Regions from separate parts of the Mus musculus genome. Here region 2 is linked to region 1. Evidence: chromatin loops called from intact Hi-C (ENCODE). Cell type or tissue: gastrocnemius. All regions are shown on one strand. Links, peaks and the distances in the headings refer to the core of each region. The heading gives the core; the rest is flanking DNA.

The links. Hi-C counts contacts between places; a loop is a spot of excess contacts. Peaks named below come from ENCODE experiments on the same cell type or tissue, not always from the same donor. Only the 100,000 strongest peaks of a DNase experiment are listed, where the experiment ranks them.
Region 2: it touches region 1 in a loop (2.8-fold over the local background); 26 of 42 quality-filtered maps call a loop at or near these places.

The regions. Positions count from the first base shown.
Region 1 is chr1:106,152,937-106,158,539 of GRCm38, forward strand. All of the region lies in intron 2 of Gm20753 (predicted gene, 20753), which reads right to left. Among named protein-coding and RNA genes, the nearest start is that of Gm20753, 16 kb to the right of the region's middle. In gastrocnemius, for the core only: no CTCF peak of the experiment used is centred there; a DNase peak (open chromatin) is centred at 2,514.
Region 2 is chr1:106,379,072-106,384,674 of GRCm38, forward strand. It overlaps Phlpp1 (PH domain and leucine rich repeat protein phosphatase 1), which reads left to right. Exons shown (of 17, transcript NM_133821.3): 14 at 1,247-1,351. Among named protein-coding and RNA genes, the nearest start is that of Gm41928, 140 kb to the right of the region's middle. In gastrocnemius, for the core only: no CTCF peak of the experiment used is centred there; no DNase peak of the experiment used is centred there.

The DNA.
Region 1 (5,603 bases), core at 77-5,076:
TGCTCTTGTTGAGGAAGTGCTTCACTGTGGAGGTAGGCTTTGAGTTCTCTTCCTATGCTCAAGCTCCACCCAGTGTGGAAGAGCCCCTCCTCCTAGCTGTCCACTAGTCAGGCTCTCCTGGCTGCAGTCAGATCAAAGATGCAGACTCTCAGAGCCTTTTCCAGCATGCCTGCCTGCATATTGCCATGTTTCCTGCCATGATGTTAGTAAACCTCTGAAACTGTAAGCCAGCCCCAGTTAAATGGTTTCCTTTATAAGGGCTGCCAAGGTCATGGTGTCCCTTCACAGCAGTAAAACTCTAAGACAGCTAGCATATTGTAGGTGTTTCTTTTGTACTCTGCCACTTCCTTCCTTCAGGAGACCTATGCAGGGATGTTGTTAACTCTTTCTATGTCAGAGAAATCATATCTCATCCTGTGATATTCGTCCCTGGGTTTAAGTTTCCTCTTTAAAGGCTACTTTTCAAGCACTTCAGAGAACACTGAATTCTGTTCTTGCAAATCTGTTGCCACTAATCTGGGTGTGGTGATACATAACTGTGATCTCAACACAGAGGAGATGATGGAGGCAGGAGAATCAGATCCAAGACCAGCTTAGGCTACACAGTAATGTGCTACAGTAAATGTGTGGCTGGCTTAGCTTCATGACACCCTGTCTCCAGACAAGACAAGATGAAAGAAAGGAGGAAAATGGGGGCTGGCAAGATGGCTCAGCAGGTAAAGTGCCCACCACCTACTCTGACACCTTGAGCTGGATCCCTGGGACCCACATGGGGCATGGGGAGAACTGACTCCCAAAATGTGTCCTCTGACCTCCACAGTCACACTATGACATGTGCGCGTGTGACAAGCGCACGTGCACACAAACAAGTGTGTTGGCACTTTGCTCCTAAACCAAGGCAGAGATGCTAATGCTTAGAATAGTTCCCCACCCCCCCTGAGTCAGTTTCTCTGTATAGCTCTGGCTGTCCGGGAACTCATTTTGTAGACCAGGCTGGCCTCGAACTCAGATATCTTCCTGCCTCTGCCTCCCGAGTGCTGGGATTAAAGGCGTGCGCCACCACGCCCAGCTCATTTTTTTTTTAACTGCTAATTACAAATACTTTAAATGCAGCCATAGGCATGGTGGAAAGTATGTGTTGGCATGTAAATGACCTTTCACCTGACCACAGTTATAGGACAGGGCAGTCAGGGCCGAACAAGGGTCCAGAGCACATTGCATACTGGGTTCCTTTGGCTACTATGATGAAGGAGTACAAGTTTAGCATCTTGAGAGGCGAGTGTATAACCCTCCAGTTTGGAGTCCAAGTTCCAACAGTCAGGTTGGCAGGACTGCCTTCTTTTCTGGGCTCCTGGGGCAAGCCCCTTCCCTTCCTTTTCCAGCTCTAGAGAACTTCCCAGATGCCTTGCCCCAGCTTTCTCCCATTTCCAAAACATTGCTGTATCCTGTGAACTCCAGCGAGGGACCTTCGCAAGGACTCGAGCCAAAGGACCACCAGGACAAGGATAGCTGTCCAGGCTGGACACAAACCTTTACCCCGGGATATCTCTAAATGTGTTCAGTTGACATTGGAGAAGTGTCTGTCCTGTCTGCTAGCTCCAAAGCAAATCTGTTATTGATCTATCAGGCGACTTTAGATGTTTGTTTAATGTTTAAAATCATTTAAAACCGATCTCTCAGTATTGTATTCTTCGAAATGTATGGGTGTTATCAAGCATAAATAAATAGTCTATTCCAGTTGCTTCCTCATCCATCCTCAGTAGCATTTTGGATATCTACTTGCTCTGCTGATAGGTGCGATTGCCATCCACCGGCATACGGCAATGGTGTGGTGGTGGACTGACTCTGCAGTGCTCAGCCCCTCTGATGTGGGACCTTCCTCTGCCCCTTGACAACTATTCATTTTGTTCACTTTTGCGAAGAGAAGCTGCTAAACACATTGGCACACATATATTTGTCAATTAAATACTGTGGGGGGTGTTGGCAGACTATGTGGAATCTCTGAATTCCAAACGGATGCCCTTCTCTTAACTACACTTATCTATGGTATTGTAGATGCTTTAGATAGAACTGTTTGGAAGGTGGTAGTAAGTTGCAAGGGGCAGATGGGGAAATCAGCACTAAAATGCGATGGTAAGCTTTAAAAAACAAAAGTAAGAGCTAGACTGTTCTGTTCATGTTCCGTCTGTTTGGAGGGTGAGTGTGGCACAAGCCATGCTAGGAAGCACAGCAGAAGGGAGTGCGGGAAGAAGGCGACATTTGTTACCAATTATGCTGTTGGTTGGAAGCCAAGTCCTGAGTTCGAAATTAACAAAAACAGATAAGGAGTCCTCCAGGAAGCTCACTTTCATCTCACGATGAAATTTAATCTAACATTTGGTAGCTTGAGTGTAGCCTTTGACTCATCAGCAAGGAAAAGCAGCTTGGCCTTGTTTGTTTTCCCTGCTTGCGCCTTGTTTGGGGTGTCAATAGTGCAGAGCCTGTGACAGGCAGCTGATCTCTGGGGAAGCGCAGCCAAACGGAAGATCCCAGCCAAGCCAGGAACTTCAGCTCAAACACTCATCTCAGGCACACAATGCCGCCCCTTGTGCGGCTAAAGAACAGGGCCAGGGCTTTGTACCAGGATAGGAATGACAATATGCCCTAAGATTCACTTTCTTAATACAGGGTTTGTGTTTCTGTCCCATGAAAGACAACTGTGTGTCCACTGAAAACAGGGTCATATTCTTTGTGTGGTGTCCTGGAAAAATACACAATCATTCTAAAACTCCAAATATTTTTTTACTATAAGGCTCATTAAAGAATTTGAACTTAATTCTTATATTCTAACACCCTGGTTAGAAATGTCTGTAACGAGTATTCTAATAACCTTGATTGCAGCTTCAGTCCAATCACTGAACTACTAGCCTGGGGTTCTTGACTGCTCTTTTACTGGAGTGTCTCTCTGGACACTCCAGATGACACTTATGAAATGTTTGTTTCCAAGCCTCCTTTGGTGATTTCTCAATGCCACGTTTGCTGTAGAGCTACCAACCTTCCAGCTTTAGTAACTATAAAATCTTCACCACAAGCTACTGCGTCCTGCTTGAGCGCTGTTCCGTTCATGGAATTATCTCAATATATTGCTTCTGCCGTTCCCTCCTAAAAACTAAACAAACAAACAAACAAACAAACAACAACAAATATGGTCCTTCTGATTTTTAAAACTGTAGCTTTATAGCTGGTGACACATGCTTGTAATCCAGGTACTTAGGAGGCAGAGGCAGGGGGATTGATGCAAATTCAAGGCCAGCCTGGGTTACAGAAAGTTCCAGACCAGCCCCACTACACAGTGAGATCCTGACTGAGAAACTTTTAATTTTTCTGTAAGCGCTTCACATCTGCTTTGAACATGTCAGGTGGATGCAACCATCAGTGGACTCCTTAGACAAGGGCAGCAGTTTTCATTTCTAATAGCAGCTGTCTGTTCTCCTACATCCTCCTCCTTAATGTCTAAAGTTTTCACCCTTTTAGTTATTTGGCTGTTTCCTTCACAGCACAAGATCTCTATCCACATCGATGCTTCCTTCCCTTCACCTCTGTAGGTGCTCTCAGTCTCCCACCCAGGCCCTTAGGTGCTCTGTGACCACAGATTTTCTGAATTAGTGATGTAATACATTTGGTTACATCAATTTTCAACCAATATACCACTGGATCATATAATATATTTAGGACTAATTTTCCTTCTTGCAAAAATTTTTTTTTTGTTTTCCCTCCACTTAATAGGTGTTTCATGTTTTCATTTGGTGGTCTATTTTCCACACCATGGAGGAAGCCCCAAACCCTCCACTGGAGCGCTAGTGTTTTCAGAATTCCTGGATCCCAGGGGTTCCCCCTGGGTATCTCCTAAGATCTCACAAGAGGTCTTTGGAGTCCTCTGTCCTTCTTCCACTTGAGGATCTCTCTTCATTGTTGATTTGGGGACTTTCTTGCCCATTATTGAGCTGGGATCTGTTTCCTGCATCCCTTACCTTCTATTTCTTGGCGTATCCTTCATCTCTCTGAAAAATCTTCTCCAGCAGCACTCTAGATATACAATTCCTTACAGTAAGGCATGGGGCGTTTGTGTATTCAAAAAACTATTTCAATCTACATGAATTCCTTGTCTTAGTTAGGATTTCCATCGCTGTGGAGAGACACCATGACCAAGGCAAGACTTATAAGGACATTTAATTGTGGCTGGCTTATGGGCTTAGAGGTTTAGTCCATTATTACATTGGCTGGAAGCTTGGCAGAGTGCAGGCAGGCATGGAGCTGGAGACGGAACTGAGTATTCTACATTTTGATCCCACTGCATCCAGAAGACTGTTTTCCATGCAGGTAGGATGAGGGTCTCAATGCCCACTCTGACAGTGACACATTCCCTTCAACAAGGTCACACCTCCTAATAGTGCCACTCCCTCAGCCAAGCATATTCAAAGACATGATCTATGGGGGCCAAAGCTATTCAAACCACTACACTCCTTTGGACCTGTTTTCATTTATTCATTTCTTCCCTAATGACTGGTCAGTGTTTAGGCAAGTGTCTAATTTTCCTGCATTGACAGGCCTTTCCTTTCCTTCAGGGGTGTGAGGCATGCACTATCATCCCTTGGACTTGAAAACTCTGAAGAAATTCTGACCACAAATAGAATTAATTTTCTTCTTCATAGAAGCTTTTAAATTTTCTCCTGACCTCATTATTTCAAATTTTGTGATGGTATGCCTTGATGTACATGTTTTTTAATTTATTCTGGCTATTTGATATTTTTATTTTCCAACAACCTAGAAATGCACAACATCCTTTAATTTGTGAAAACGATCCTTCATGATTTCTGTTTCTGTTGAGACATAAACCATTTTCTAATTATTTTCTATTTTCCCTATTTTCTTACATTTCCATTTCTAAAAGTAATCTCTCTGTCTCTGTCTCTGTCTCTGTCACTTTCTTCCCCTCTGTTTCTGTCTGTTCTCTCTGTCTCTGTTGTCTGTCTCTTCTTTCTTGCTGTCTCTCTCTGATGGTCTCTATGTCTGTCTGTCTGTCTCTTCTGTCTGTCTCTGCCTGTTTCTGTTTCTGTCTCTATCTCTGTCTCTCTGTTTTAGCTTTTTCTAAGAAGGCTTTCCTGTCCTCAAATTGTTGCTCAGCTGTCTGCCCATGGTTAGTGCTGTGGTCTTTGTGGCAGAGTCATTCAGCCGAGCTGTCATAGGTTTTGTCACGTGTGTGTGTGGGGAGTGTTGTTGGAGACTTCTGATACAAGTCTTTCATGAAGATTCTGAGTTTGGTCCCAGGCAGAGAGCTGCAAGCTCTGTGGCAGCCTGCTGTGAAAACTGGGAGCAGGCTCCACCTGTGGAGGAGGTGCCCTGCAGTCGTGGAGCTGGTGACCTCCTGGTTCCTCTTGGACAAGGAAGGAAAGGTGCCTCTTCCTCTGGCCATGGCCTGTGCCAGTGCTTGGGGCCCAAAAGAGGAGCTGGATTTCAGCTTCACTTGCCCTTTAGCACCGGCTCTGTTCCAGCCCAGTGCAATGGCTGAGCAGGTGCTTTGTGTGTGGGCACAGGGAAAGACTATAGCAGAGTGTCCCCATACC
Region 2 (5,603 bases), core at 339-5,338, 230 kb after region 1:
AAATGCTACCTTCCGGTTATACCCCAGAGTCTTCTTAGTAACTCCGGAGAGTTTCCACATGCTTCTGTGACTAGGGTTGTGCTTGTCCAGGAACTGGAGTGAATCCATTCGGGAACTCTCCAGGGCTCAGTCCCTTTCCAGATGTCAGCGTGGTAGACAGTCCACACAGCCATCTTCTTGGGAGGCTACTTAGTTACCTAGTTAGCTAGACAGGCAATTGCTTCATTACAAAAGATTTTTGAATGAGGCAGAAACACTAGTATTTTTTGTATAACTATTTGAAAATGGAATTATTTCTGTGAAAATTCTTTGATCTATAAAGATTATCTGTCTGTGGAAGGGCACCATTAGTAAGTAGTCATTAGCTGAGAGAGAACCCAAATCTCACATCTTAAAACATGGAGTGAACTAGTAATTCATTAATGTAATTTTACATGTCTCTTGTGTGGCTTGTACTCCTAATGAAGACACTGAAAGACGGAGGGAGTGGTGAAGCCTCAGTGATGTGCGTTGGCTATTTAAATACATGGCATGGACAGGATTGGGTTTGTAGTGAATGCCAAAGACATCACACAGCTATGAATTTGCTCTTTTCAAGTTTGAGTGCCCAGTTCATGGTGTAAGAATTATAAGCTAACATGACACTTAATTTCTGTTTGCTTTTAAGTTTAGTTTTATGTATATCTGTACTTCATATTAGTGTTAGTGTTTGTGCAGGTACTCACAGAAGCCATAGGTCACCCTGGTTCCTCAGGAGTCATGCACTTTTTTTCTTTTTAATTGAGACAGGGTCTCTCACTGGGGTCTGGGACTCACCATTAGGCTAGGCTGGCTGACCAGGGGTCCTGTGTCTATCTTGTCAGTGCTGGCATTGCAACTTTTTATGAAGACTCTAGGGGTTAAATTTAATTTCTGGGCTTGCACTTTCCCACCTGAGCCATCCCCCTGCTCTCTTAAGTTGTATTGTTTACTCACATTGTGTGGATATGTAGTGTACAGTCTGCCAATATCTAACTGATGCTCTGCAGTCACTGTGAAAACAGTCTTTGTGCCACAGCCACACCCTTGTTCTCATTATCAGTGTAAGGCACCTGAGGAGCAGGTTCCTGATGCCCGTAAATATTTCATTCACTCGACACAGCAGAGGTGGAAAGTGGGGAGTGCTTAGCAGTGTCCTCTCTCAGGTAAAGGCAGCAGATCTCCCTCGGCTGTCCCTAACGATTCCTGCGGCTCTTTTTGCCCATAGTAACATTCGCTGCTTCAAGATTGACCAGCCGTCAGCAGGAGATGCATCAGGAGCCCCAGCAGTATGGAGTCATGGTTACACTGAAGCATCGGGAGTAAAAAACAAGTATGTTGTGTGAAACTTTGGACTCAAAAATGCCCACTGTATGCCTCTTTTCTTGGGTAGGAGACTTGCACCCTTGGGTATGATGGTGCATCCTTGTGTTCTGTGGAGTTTCTTAGAGCATGTTTCTGCAGAGTGAGGCTCACTCCTCAATGTTTAAGCACCAGGCTGAGGACCTTCTTGGCATCACATACTCTCTTTTTGTTAGAGATGTTGCTAGGATACAGTGTAACTGACACATTATATCTATGTAAGCCTCCAGTGTTTGGAAAAGGCCTAAGTATTGAAATGTATCTCGGCTCCTTTGAAAAGCCCTTTATCTTTCTGGGAAGTCTGTTTACCAAGAGAGAAATAGCTGATTGTCTATACTCAAGATCACTTACATTGCTGACTGTAATATGCCTACATTCTCAACTAGCTTGGCAGCCTTTGATCTCAATTCCCTGTCATGGCATCTGCTTCTGCCTCTAGTAGCGATTCATTGGAATTTCTTTTAATAAACGGTTTTCACCAGTCACCTTCCTTTAGCTATGAATGCAGATTTTCCTGATAATGCAATCAAGCTGATCAGACTTGCTCACATTGTATGAAAGAGGTACTGATGATTAGAAAAGCAGAGACCTATAAATTAGAGTAGTCATAATTTCTTTGGCTAAGGTACAAGAACGCAAAGTATTGAGAGTAATGAATGAATACAAAGTGGAAAGTGATCCAATAATAAGCTTGTTAAATCATGGGCATAGTTAGAACCAGTCAGATAAAGCAACATTCCCATACAGGCCTATAATTCCCAGATAGTGCCCAAGTCCAGAAGCATGGAGCTCCCCCTGGAGCTGGTGTTACAGGGGGTCCTGAGCCCCACCAGCTGTGCTTGGTGGCAGCTAAACTCCAGTTGTCTACAAAAGCAGTTTGTATTCCAACTGCTGAACCATCTTTCCAGCTTTGGTTATTTCTAATAACCATGGTCTTGTATTTCTAAGATAAACTCCACAAGTTTATCATATATTGATATTTCCTTATGCTTTGGAATTCCATTTGCTGGTAAGTTGTAGAAGATGCCTGTGTTCCATGATGAATGTTGATCTGCATTTTCGCACGTCACTTCCTGGTTTTGATGCCACAGTAACACCAGCTTCAGAGATTTTGAAGTTTGTACAGAGTGAACTTTAGATCCTCCTTAAATGTTTAGAGGACAATACCAGCCACTGGGTTTGGAATTTTCTTGTGTTTTTCATCAAACATTTCATTTAGCATATGAGCTATTTTCTTTAGTATCTGCTCTTAAATGAATTTAGTAATTTATACATTTCAAGGAATTTGTCTATTTTATTTCCTTTTCAAATGTGTTGGATCTTGAGGTAGATAGATTCCAAGCTTTCCGAGGAACCAGCACACTGATTTCATAGTGACTGTAACATTGCATTCCCACTGTCAGTGAGCAAGTGTTTCTCAGTCATTTGCATTTTCTCTTTTGAGAACTGTCTGTCAAGTTCTGTACCCTATTTTTTGTTTTTGTTGTTGTTGTTTTCTTGATGTACAATTCTTTTAGTTCTTTATATATTTAGATAGTAACCATCTATTGGATGTGTCGTTGATAAAGCTCTTTTCTCATTCTGGAACCTGCCAGTTTGTTTGAATAATGTTGTCCCTTGCCATATAGAAGCTTTTCAGTTTCATGAGGTCCCATTTGGTAATTGTTCTTACTGCTTGTGCTATGTTCTATTCAGGAAGCTGCCTCCTGAGTTCAAGACTTTCCCCCAGAAGAATAATCTGAAGTTTTCTTTGATCAGATTCAGGGTATCTGGCATTATGTTCAGGTCTCTGATCAGTTTGGAGTTCAGTTTTGTGTCCAGTGATAAATATGGGTATATTCCCACTCTTCTACCTGAGCCATTCAGTCTGACCAGCACCATTTGCTGCAGATGCTGTCTTTGCTCCAGCGTGTATTTTTGGCTTGTCAAAAAATAAAAAATAATCTGGTATCATCAATCCGATTCCATATAATGCTATTTTCGTTACTATAGTTCTTTGGTACAACTTGAAATCTGGGATGGTGATACTTTAAGTGGTTCTTTCATTATTCAAGATTGTTTTAGCTGTCCTAGGGTTGTGTGTGTGTGTGTGTTTTATATGAAGCTAAAAATTTCTTTTTATTTCTATGAAGAATTATGTTGGAATTTTGATAGGAATTGTGTTGAATCTGTAGGCTGGTTATGGAGGATGGCCATTTTCACTATATTAATTCTACCATCCCTGGGCTAGGAGATCTCTCCACCTCCTGATACCTGCTTCAGATTCTTTCTTCAGTTTCTTAAAGGTTTTATGATTACTAGTCCTTCCCTTGCTTGGTTAGAATTATCCATATACATAAGTGTGAGTGTGTGTGTGTGTGTGTGTGTGTGTGTGTGTGTGTGTGTGTGTTGAGGTTAATGTAAAAGGTATTATTTCCCAGATTTCTTTCTCAGTCTATCATTTGCATTTAGTAAGGCTTCTAGTTTTTGTCTGTTAATTTTATATCCTGCTACATTGCTTAAAAATGTTTCTAATCTATAGAAGTTTCCAGGTGGATTTTAAGGGTCTTTTCAATTTAAAGCTGTATCATCTGCAAATAAAAATATTTGGCTTCTTCTTTCCCCAAATTTTTCATTTTCAGTTTGGGTTTTCCTTGGTGATTCTATTTCTGCTCTCATGTCTTGAAATGGTTTCATTATGCATTCCACTGTGTATTTTCACAGCCTTCCTGGGGTGATTTATCCATGTCCTCTTTAAGGTCCTTGAACATATTCATGGTACCTATTTTGAAATCCTTGTCTTGTGCTTCATTTCCCAGGGCCTCCTGTAGCAGGCTTTCTGGGCTCTGGTGAAAGCATTCCATCTTGGTGTTCTTGTTTGTGGTTTTCCACTGGTGTCCAGGCATCTGGAATTAGGATGACTGAGGTGATTCTGGGTGCTGATATCTGGTCCTGTCTTTGTTGGACAGGACATTCTGTTCCTTGGTTTCTGCTGCCCTCTCTGGATCTTAGGAACGTGTATGGCTGTAGGTTCCCTGGTAGAGAATACTTCTGAAGGTCATCGAGTGGCCAAAAGTAATAGAGATGAGCTTGAAATAAAGCCAAGAATGGCTGTGGGAAAGAGCTAAGGTATCCTGTCCACATCCAGAGGTGGGATCCCCAGGGAGGATGGGCAAGTAGGCTGCAGTAGAAAAGGCTATGTCTGGAGAGTCAGGGATGGTCAGACTAGGAGGACCCTGGGTCAGAACAAGAGCTGGGTAGAGTTGAGGTGCAAAGGGGTACCTGCAAGCTGTAATCAGGCTGCTACAGGACTGAGGGTGAGAATAAAAACAGCTAAGCTAGGTACAGGGAATGGAGGTAAGTTGATGGAGGGTGGGAGAGGCTGTTACAGGGCTGGGGTGAAAGTGATGAAGAGTAATGTAGGAGGCCTCCTGAATCCCAGTCACATGTAGCCTCTGAGTCCCAGGTAGCAAGTGTTCCTAGGTACCTGGCTAGAAGGTAGTATGCTGTGTTTAACTTTTGTACTTTAAACCTATTTTCCTCTTTGTATTTTAAATGCTCTTTTTTATAGTCATCATGTAGTCATATCTTGCTTTTTTATCTGGTTTGATTTTTCTGGGTTTGAAGGTAATTTTTAGGTCTTTTATGTATATCTAGTGAAGATAGCTTAAGTTTAGATTTCAACTTACTATTTGTTTATTCTTTGTTTTCTTTCTTGCTTATGTTTGTTTGCTTGTTTTCAAGACAGGGTTTCTCTGTGTAACAGAGCCATGGCTCTCCTAGAACTCTATTTGTAAGTCAGGGTAGCCTTGAGTTTACAAGATCTGCCTGCCTCTGCTTCCCAAGTGCTGGTATTAATATGTGTGCCACCATGCCCGGCTTGTATTGCTTAGAGTGTGTATTGCTTAGAGTGTGTGTGTGTTTGTGTGTGTGTGCGTGCATGCGTGCGTGTGTGCGCTTGAGCACATGTCTTTATACAATAATCTTTTACTTATTACAGCTTACCTCCAATCACTTCACAACATTAGAAACATCTCAATTTCTCCTTCATCTACCTGTATATTATATTGCCTTGTGTTTTCCTTTCTAATTTTTTTTAATATTCCAAAATGAACTGCTAGCATTTTAGCTTAGTCTTCTGCTTTCTGAAGTAGTGTTTCTCAGCATCAATACCATAGGCAGTTTGAGCCAGCTATAACACAGCAGAGGAGGAGACATCCTATTTATTGTGGGGTGTGAGCAAC